2 separate regions of the Mus musculus genome follow, and region 2 is linked to region 1. A link is a loop called in an ENCODE intact Hi-C map of the cell type or tissue named here. Cell type or tissue: heart. All regions are shown on one strand.

Region 1 (5,000 bases):
AAATGAGGTGTTCTGATGAATTGAGAACAGGACTTTGGCTTTATATAGACAAAAAGGAGATGAAGAATCCAAAATCCAGAAAAGTAGATTAGCCATTTTGAAGTTCCTTATCTGGTAAAAGAGGAAAATAGGCCATAAAAACTGGTCTGTGTGAGGCATCTCACATGACACCAGACACAGCCACATGAAATTTGGGGATTTAGGTATTATTTATCTCTCTTTATTTAAAATTTCAGCTTAAAATGTTGGTTTTGTCCTTGGTGATATGGAATTTAAAATGAGTAACTATTTTGGTTTCTTCTGTTGGGCTCAACACGTAGATCAGGCTGGTCTCTAGCTTGAGATCCTCCTGTCTCTGCCTCATACAGGCTGGGATTGCAAGCATATGTCTCCATGCCTGACAATGCATAAACTCAGTTATGACTAAAGGGACTAATCACAAAAGACTCCAGGAAATTCTGAGGGGCATTACGCAAGAGCCAAATAGATTTCTCAAAACACACTTCTACTCTTACTACTCAGCAAACTACAAAGGATTTAGGAAGTGGGAACAAGATCAAATTGTACCCTGCCACAACCCTTCAGGCTAAGTGTTCCTTGTGTATTTCACTCCTTTCTTCCTTGGCTGTGCGATTCTGACTCTGATTTAAGTGTCTGACCATAGAAGTGTAGAGGAAAACAAACCATCTCAGGCTTATCTGATGAAATAGCTTGATTTTTTTTTTTCTAATAAGAAAAAATGGATTGATTGCCTGGGGTGTAGTGGCATAACACCTTTGATCCTAGCAGTGGGGAGGCATGGCCAGGAAGATCTCTGTGAGTTCGAGGCCAGCCTGGTATACCAGGAGAACCAGAGCTATGCAGAGAAACCCTGTCTTGACCCACCCCATGTACTGATTGATTGTGTATGCATGTAGTCATATGCATGCATATATGCATGTATATAGGCATGTGCATGCCATGACTCAGGTCTGGAGGTCAGAGGATGACTTGTAGGAGTCAGCTGTCTCCTTCAATCATGTAGGTCCAGTTTTGTTGTTGCCCTTGATGGTTTTTGTTTTCTTTTTCTTCATAAAAGTAGGTAGATTTATTTTTTTTCCTGTGAAAAATTATTTTTCAAGTGAAGGAGAAGCTAGAAGGCATATAGGAGTAAATAATCAGAGATTTTACCTTTAAAGATACAGTAGGTTGGTTGAAGAAAGCCTTTTTTTTTTTAATGAAGAGATTAAAAAGGACTCAAGGTAAATTCACTAATGAATAATGAAGATAAGGAAAATATCTAATCATTTCCTGAACAAGGAGGCTAAGTTGAGGAAACTTTGCTCAAAAAAAATTTTTTTTTCAAGACTACACATTATAAGATTTCCTCTTGAATGCCAAGTCCAAGAGTGAGAATAATGCTGACTTGAGAGAAGGAGGAATCCTGAGCCAATAGGAGAGTCACAGGATGATGGCCATGCTCTGCCAGTGTCCCTGGCAGAAGCAGCCTTTCCTTTCCAGGATATGAGCTCTGGTAATTATAGCCCGAGAGGACTGCAAGAAGCTGCCCTGGCCCTGAGGAGGATGCTGGGCTGGCCTCCCCTGCTAGTGACTTTTTTTTCTGGGTTTCACACTTGTCTAGATTATGTACATTATGTAACGCTGGCCTTTCCATCCACTCCCCTAGATTGCTTCATCAGGAGTAAAGATTTACCAGAGTACTGTATACAACCACAAAGTGCACACTAAACTTAGCTGCATATAGCTTTCTAATCACAGTAAGAAAACATAGAACATAAGTAAATAACAGTGTCCTTCGTTGTCAGAGCTCATTCACAGTCTTTCTAAGCTAGCATCCTGTTTCTGGATCCTGGGACATGTTTACTTTCCACTTCCCCGAAATCAGTCAGGTCACATAAAGCAGCAGTGGCATGGTACGCCCCTTTCCTGTTGTCCTTTCTCGGTGAAGATTTAAAAAGACAGTTTTCCCTTGCTGGTGATGTGGAGCAGTCCAGCTGTACTCTTGATGGGAGGAGTGTAAATTGCTGAGGCATTCCCAAAGGACGCTCTCTGGGGCAGTGGAGAGCCAAGACAGTCACTATTTATGCTACTTCATCTCAGAATTCTCTTATCAGAAACTTTGTTTAAGAAAAGAGTCAACCCCCACTTCCAAAAAGTGTGTTTTAAAGATATTCTTCATAGCATTATGTATAACAGAGAAAATTTGGTATCTGTCCAAAGAAATGTAGCACACTAAGAAATGAGGAAAATTCTTAGAGTCAGTCGTCGTAGTGTTTTGTGTAGCTGTCAAGAGGCAGCATTTCAGGCAGTAGCTGTGTGCCGCCCGCCTAGGTTTGTTTGGGAGACTATAGAGAAGACTTCTAATGTAGTCAGGGAGAAGTGGAAGAGGCCAAGTTGAATCTTTATTTGTTTTAAAATACTAAAAAAGCTGCTGCAGAGCTTATGTGTACACAGAAAGGACTCAGAACAAACACTTGAGTTTACTGATGTCTAATTTTGGTTGATGAGGTTCTAGGTGGTTTCTATTTTCATTGTGGTTTCATGTCTGTCTGACTTTCTACAATGTACTTGTACTCTGAAATTGAGAGGAGGTGTTCAAACAGAAAAACAAGAGAGAAGGTTTTGAAAGCAAGCTCAGTGAGTTTTCCTTAGTGCTCTCTCATTACTTTTCTATCTAGACATGGATCTGGGGAGTTTAGCACTGGGTATGGTAGTGAATACCTGTTGTTTCAGCACTCAGGAGATGAGACAGACCATAAGTTCCAGGCTAGGTTGGACTACATAAAGGAGACCCTGTCTCCATTAGACAGACAGACAAAGAGACAGACAAAAACCAAAACAATATCAAAATGCAATTTACTTTTTTTTTTTTTTCTTTTTCAAGACAGGGTTTCTCTGTGTAGCCCTGGCTGTCCTGGAACTCACTCTGTAGACCAGGCTGGCCTCGAACTCAGAAATCCACCTGCCTCTGCCTCCCAAGGGCTGAAATTAAAGGCATGCGCCACCTCTACCTGCTGCAATTTACTCTTAATATGCTATTTTAAAACATTATATAAAGCCCTTGATCGATATAGGCAATGAGTGTGATTGAGTGTTGATGTAAAAATATAGTCATCACTTCAAAGGGGACAAGAATTTATTCTGAGGCCAAATATGAGCCACTGTGGTCCAGGAACACAGATTGAGGTCTCCTCAAATCTCATGTTGCAATATGGTAACAGCTTGGTCAAGTTTTATGGGTACAGAACAAACAGAGTAACAAATCAAGACACTTTTCACTGCTGTGGTGGAGACATGAGGTTCAAACAGACTGAGAAAAATCTCTGCTGTAAGCCTCAGATGCTATCTGATGACATTCTTAGCCTTTTGGTTTGCGGAAGCTAGTGGTTTTTTAAGTCAATAGATTCCAAAAGGCTCCATCTGTTAGATAGGAGTGGGCAAGGGAGGGCTATTAAGGGGCTGAAGACAGCCCAGGATAGGTCGTAATTGGGGTCTGAACCTACAAGAACATTCCTACCTCCACAAGTTACTGGCCTTCTAATCAGTTGATCAGCCTTGTAGGAAGTATCAGCTAGAGTTCCCCCTAGGAACTCTTGTTTACACTATCACCCTACATTCCTGATACTAGAGAGGAAATAGCTTTACTTGTATATACCTTAGCTATCAGAGCATTGAAAAGAGAAAAGAAAGTAGTAAAGTATGTCTGTTTTCTAGACTTCTTGTATAGCCAGAAAATTTGTCTGATGTATGATGTTGGGGCTAGTGTGAGTCTAGCCTCATCTACTGTTATTTAGAGTCTGTTTCCTCAGTACCTGACAAGGCCACAGAGCTATCTCTGGATCCAATGAGGATAGTGGTAATGAAAGCATTGTTACACTAACTGTAAAGCATGAAGTGGGATTTTTGAGGCTAGTTTTGAGGTTAAAAATAAAAAAAATGAATGGCATCTTTGTTTTCTTCATCTTCAGGAAATCAGACAGCACCAAAGCCAGCCCCAGCTACCACAGGCACGTCCTCAGTGCTGTTTGCCACTGCAGTGCATGCATACCGCTAGTAAGTAGTTGGAAGAGAAAGCCCTCAGAGCTGGGGAGGCTGTGGACCAGCCGGCTGCAGTTCCTGTCCTTCCTCAGAAGCCTGTGCTCATCGTAGCCTAGTTCCTCAGAGAAACTCAGCATTATTTTGTCTATGTTGTTAATGTTTGGGCCCTCCACAGCAACTTTCTGAGATTTTAGGGATACTATGGATAATAGATGACTGAAGAATAAAAAGTTGGGGCTGGGTGTGATGGCTCTCACCTTTAATCCCAGCACTTGAGAGGCAGAGTCTGTAGGTTTTCTGTGATTCCTAGATCTGCCAGAGTTGTACCAATGAGACCCTGTCTCAAAGAAATAGAAGTTGCAGAAGAACTTTAGATTAAAAGTTGCCCACCTCTCACCTTTCCTAAAGACCAAATACTAGCTGTTTCAGATCAGAGAACTGGCTCTTCATGGTTGAAAGGGATTCTGATATTTGTTGTATTCTTGTTTCAATAGCATAAATGGTCAATATGCAAAGCAGGGCAAATTTGGAGCGGCTGTCCTGGGGAACCACACAAGCAGAGAGGTGAGAAGACCCACATTGATTTATACGCCACATCCCAAGAATTGTTAATGCCTCGGGTCTGTTTCTTATCTGTTGGATAGAGACTTATGTGTTAGATGATAAGAATGTCTACTGATGATAACTGAGTGTGTATGACTAGGATTGAGTAGATGGCCCTAGTTTGCTTACTGTTATGCATTAAAACAAGTGCTGTTGTTCGGAATGCTTGCTTTAGACATCTCCTTTGTGACGGTTCTAGTGTAAGAGCTGGAAAGCTTTAGAGTAAACAGTCAAGGATGCTCTTTGTTGGATAGCTAATGATCATTCGTCATTCTGTCAGTGCATTCCATCGTTTTGCCTATGTTAAAGACCAATATTTATCCTTTGAAGCCTGAAAATAAGGCTGAGCAGTTGATCAG
Region 2 (5,000 bases), 160 kb before region 1:
CACGGTCCTTGTCCATACCCGGTACGTATTTGTCTGGAGGAGTACCTGCGATAATATGTAGTGTATGCTTATTACTCTGTAAATGGGAGCAGGTTTGGTTAATATCATTCACCATCCTGGTCATTCAGGCTCCACGGCCAGGGATTTAACAGCAGACTCCTGTTCTCCCCCTCACCAGAAAGGTCCACAGACACAAGCAACTTGGGCACTGTAGCTCATCACTGAAACCTTTGGTGAGACAATGGGTCTGAGCTTAGTCGGCCCTGGCTGGGTAACTGGGCAAGAGGAGAAAGAACCTCAGCTAAGAAGTAGGGTCTGTAGTCTGGTCTCAGGGCTGCACTGGACCAGCAGAGCAGTCAGGCTTATACTTGCCTGCATCTTCCTCTGCACTTGCCATCTATCAGCAAATCAAGGCCCACGACAAGAGAATGACTTGTTCAGTGTCTGGAGCTGGCTACAGCCAGACTCAGCCCTAGGCTGTGTCACCAGGCCATACCTCTCCCTGGTGGTCTTCCTCTGCCTGGCCCTTGTCTCCCAACTGTGCTGGTAGCTGATGTCACATCCCTCCCATTTTCTGTTGTCTGTACAGGTGCCGACATCATCATCACCTACTTTGCACCGCAGCTGTTGAAGTGGCTGAAGGAAGAATGAAGAAAAAGTGTCGGACTTGATCTTGACCAAGCTCCCTGGGCCTTACAGAAGGGGGAAAGTAAATGCGCTGTTAGAACTGTGCCCTGTGCCCTCTTCCTGCCCACGCTGCTGGCAGGGTGCAGCGCCCTGGGTGGTTTGCCAGCATGCTAAACTCCCACTCACAGCTGCAGCCTACCAGGCCCTCCAAGTTTCCCACTCTGGCTCAGCCCAGAGACCCTCCTCCCTGCTCTGCTGAGGTGTGGCCTTAGCTTGGCAGAACCCAAGAGCCTCAGGCACCGGCTTGGAGCTTTGGGACAAGAGGAGAGCAGTTGGAGCTTGAAACCTAAAGAGTTATTCATTAATGAGGATCAAACCCCAGAAGCAGCAGGGATTCCTGGCCACAGGAGATGCCAGCATCAGAAAGTCTGTCTGCACAAGTCAGTTCCTGAGAACCTCTGCCCAGGGCAGATGGACACAGCAGGATGCACAGCAGCATACGTCTCTGTAGGATGTATGCAGAGAAAGGGGAGCGTAACAAAGCAGGTGAATCGATACTTGCTAAGAAGGGGAAGTCCAAGACAGCTGTCCCTGAGTTGAAACCTTAAAGGGACAAAGAGGACCAGCAGACGTGCTCAGAGACCCCTTTGGTAGGAGGAGCTTGGCAGGGCTAGAGGGCAGGCGACGAAGAGGAACGTGGATAACAGAGGGGAGGTTGGAATAGTTCGTTCCCCGACTTAGCAGGGACCTAAAGTTTTGTTTTGCATCTGTGGGACAGCCATCTTAAAGATTTGGGCGTTTGGTTTAGTTTTCTCCACTAAGTATCCCTGGCCTCACCCACCTAGGCAAGCACTCTGCCACTGAACTGTACCTATAGCCTTCAAGGCACGTTCTGGAGACCAGACTAGATGTGTTGCGGGAGGTAGATAAGGGAACAAGAGAGAGTGAGGTTGTCTTTGTGGGTTTCTGAAGTTGCCCAGCTGGTTTTAGTTCATTCATCTGACATGACACCCGTACTGCGGCTAATGAAGGTTAGGGCCAGTTTGCAGGCACACCTGACTTTAGAGGTGGAGGCCCTACTCTAGCTCTGACTCTAACGCGATGTCATTCTTAAGGTGCAGAATTAGTTAGAGTTAATAACTGGCAACTCCTGCAATCAGACTGGTCCAATACTTGGTGGCTTTCTTTTAAAGCTGTGAATAACTCAAGAGCTGATCTTCCTACTTCTCAGCCTTCTGGAAGGTAGCCACCAAAATCAAATCAGCCCTAAACTGTCTCTTTCTTGGATCCTGAGCATAGATTTACCATCTAGAACCCAGATCACTAATTTAAAACCTGCTATCATCAGGCCAGGGGTATACCAGACTAGACTTGTACTATCTTGGCTGTTATACAGCCTCTGAGCTCTGTGGTTAAAATGGTTCGTGTGTTAGGGAAGCCATCACCAAGCTGTTAAGAGAGCCAGGAGACATGCTACCCTGCATGTGCCAAGGCCCTAATGTGTCCAGGCCCAATGGCAAATGGGAAGGTCACCAGGTCCCGACCTTTGAAGGATCAGAAAACAGTCCCCTGAAGGACTGATGTTTGGATGAACAGCTAAAGCTGAGACATAATTGACCAAGAGCCTTCCAGGGAAAGAACCATTGTGCAAAGTTCCTGGAGCCGAAGTGGAGCTGGATGAGCACGGGGCTGGTGTGGCCCGCACACCAGGAAGAATACAGGAACAGGTGGCCTGGACATCTCAGTCTAAGCCGTACAGGGGCTTCGATGCCACACTCCTCCACCTTTATCCCAAGATCAAAGGGCACCTCAAGGATGCCAGCAGGGGAATGACCATGTTGTGGGTTTTCACTTAGTAACACCATGGCATTATGCAGATGAGATGTTTGAATTCCATGGTGACCATAGGGATGCAAAAAAGGAGATTATTTAGAGTATAGTTTAGACCTGCTTCTCTGAATGGCAAGTGGCCTGACCATTTAATGGAGAAAGCAGACTCAAGGTAGAACCCTAAGTTTAGCTTGAGTCCTTGGCAATGAGAAAGGCACCCCCCACTAAGGCTACTCACATTTTCGGCAGAACTGGGTTAAAGGTTAAAAGGAAAACCAGATGTAACATTCTGACCCAGCTCCAAAGCCCCGACCCTTAACCACTCATGACACCTCCCAGTAAGGGACAGTGAGAAAGATGGCTGGCCTCTGCTGTGTGACTAACTGGTATGGGAGGAGGACCTTGGAGCCCATTTTCCCCTGGAGCTGGGTCTTGTCACCTGAAGTGTCCACTTGGTGGCAGCCACCTACATCTTTGCAAACAAAGCAGGCACAGACAGACATGGCTTACACCTAAGGGCTTCCTGCACAGAAGGGCTTCCTGGACTTCAAGACTAACCTAAGCTGCAGAATAAGATCCTTCTTTAAAATCGGGAAGAGACTTGAGAGTCATCTGAAAGGGTTGTAACTGACCTGTGCCACATCCATAGAGAACTAGATTTTCAGTCTGGCAAGGATATTATCAGCCTCCCAGATACCTGGCAGTGGGTGTCCAGGGACTTGATGAGACTTGGTTTTCTCATTCCCCTCTCAAATGTGCCAGTTTAGGCTGTAGTTTCACCCTTTGGCAGGCATCATAATCAGCCATTTAACTCCTTAAGAGTGGAGAACACCCAGTTTCCAGCTAGCCATCCCATATAGACTGCCAGTCTAGCACAGGAAGGGCCTAGTGATTTGTGGCAGTCTTGAGTCTGGGTACTCTTGGTTGCAGGGACTGAAACTCAGGTCAATAGAAAAAGAAACTGAACTGGTTCGCATGCCTAAATCTTGGTAATGTCAATTATGTGTGTCCCCAAGTCAAAGGCTTTGATCTTTTGGCCTTGGGGAGACTTTATTGTTGGATAAGCCTTCCCAGCCAACAACTTGATCCCTCACTGAAATAACCCCTAAGATTTGTAATCCCAGAGAAAGACCCATTCTGTCCTGTCCCTGCCATAACAACTCTGGAGATCTGTGATTGTTCTGCGTAGGTCACATGTCTGCCAATTGGCTCACTCAGTATGAACTGGACAGGGATGGGTGACATGGTTGACCTGCCCCCCCATTACATAAAAGGCTGACAAGGCCTTGGCTCTGGTACCAAATGGTCCTCTGCCTGGAATGCCTTCTCTCTAAATCCATGTGTCTCCTTTTATGTTCGGACCTCAGCTGACCTGTCACTTCCTCAAACCTGATCCAGCAATCTCTCTAAACTCACCCTCTGTATTCGGATTAGTGAATACAACAAGTCAAAATAACAGTAGTTTTAAAGGTTTTCTTCTTGGGGCTGCTGAGATGACTCGGCAAGTGTGTTTGCTGTACAAGGCTGACCTGAACTCAACCCCTGGAACCCACTGTGGGAACAGTGGTCAAGTCCAAAACTTGACTCCTGACCACCACATGCCCACTCTGGTACTCATGTATATATTGTTTACTTCTCTAAACAACCTGGGGCTGTGTTGCCAACTTGTGCAAACAGGGGATTGGTCTTAGCTTGTGTCTTACTCTGTTACATCTCATTAATCAAAGATAGTATGGAGGCACATTCTTATAACTCCAGCACTAGACAGCTGGGGGCAGGAGGATCGTGAGCATCATCCTAGGCAATGCAGCAACAACTCTGACAGTCATATGCATGAGCACCAATGGGATGGAAGCATTGAGACCTCATAAGTCCATCAGAGTCCTAACATTGAAAGGTAGATGATAAGCCGGGCGGTGGCAGTGCACGCCTTTAATCCCAGCACTTGGGAGGCAGAGGCAGGCGGATTTCTGAGTTCGAGGCCAGCCTGGTCTACAGAGTGAGTTCCAGGACAGCCAGGGCTACACAGAGAAATCCTGTCTCAAGAAAAAGAAAGAAAGGAAGGAAGGAAGGTGTTTGTTGAGAATGGAGAACATCTGAATGCAAGCTACTAGTATGGCCATTTCAGAAAACTGGCTCTATCTACTGAAATGAAACACACTGATGGTACCTGGATTTCCACACCTAGTTACTTATCGATAATGTATACTGATGCTCTCTGGGACACATTTGTAATGTTTTCTGATATGTGTGACCACCCAAACTGGAACTAACCCAAATGTCCATCAGCAGTGAGATGTACTTCATTTGTGAATGGACGAATGAGACAGCCACACAGTGTGATATGGATTAACATTAATAAAATAATTAATAAAACATAGATGCAAAGGAAGATTGAAGAACATGCCTGCTGTGATTCAACATATACCCAGCTCACAAACAAGTGAAACTACAATTGAACCTAGGAGAGGCTGGAGACAGGTCCGTGGTAGAAGGGTACTCACCTTGTCCGGGTTCAATCCCAGCAACACACACACACACAA

Evidence for each region. Peaks named below come from ENCODE experiments on the same cell type or tissue, not always from the same donor. Only the 100,000 strongest peaks of a DNase experiment are listed, where the experiment ranks them.
Region 2: a loop joins it to region 1, with 6 times the contacts of the local background. A loop is called at or near these places in 11 of 42 quality-filtered maps.

What each region holds. Positions count from the first base shown.
Region 1 is chr4:62,345,110-62,350,109 of GRCm38, reverse strand. Fkbp15 (FK506 binding protein 15) reads left to right here. Exons shown (of 28, transcript NM_001045528.2): 3 at 3,969-4,053; 4 at 4,533-4,602. Among named protein-coding and RNA genes, the nearest start is that of Fkbp15, 13 kb to the left of the region's middle. In heart, no CTCF peak of the experiment used is centred here; a DNase peak (open chromatin) is centred at 1,949; H3K27ac peaks cover 626 bases.
Region 2 is chr4:62,504,900-62,509,899 of GRCm38, reverse strand. Alad (aminolevulinate, delta-, dehydratase) reads left to right here. Exons shown (of 12, transcript NM_008525.4): 12 at 590-3,916. The coding sequence ends at 651. Among named protein-coding and RNA genes, the nearest start is that of Hdhd3, 5.2 kb to the right of the region's middle. In heart, a CTCF peak has its summit at 2,905 (motif pointing right); DNase peaks (open chromatin) are centred at 2,799 and 3,729.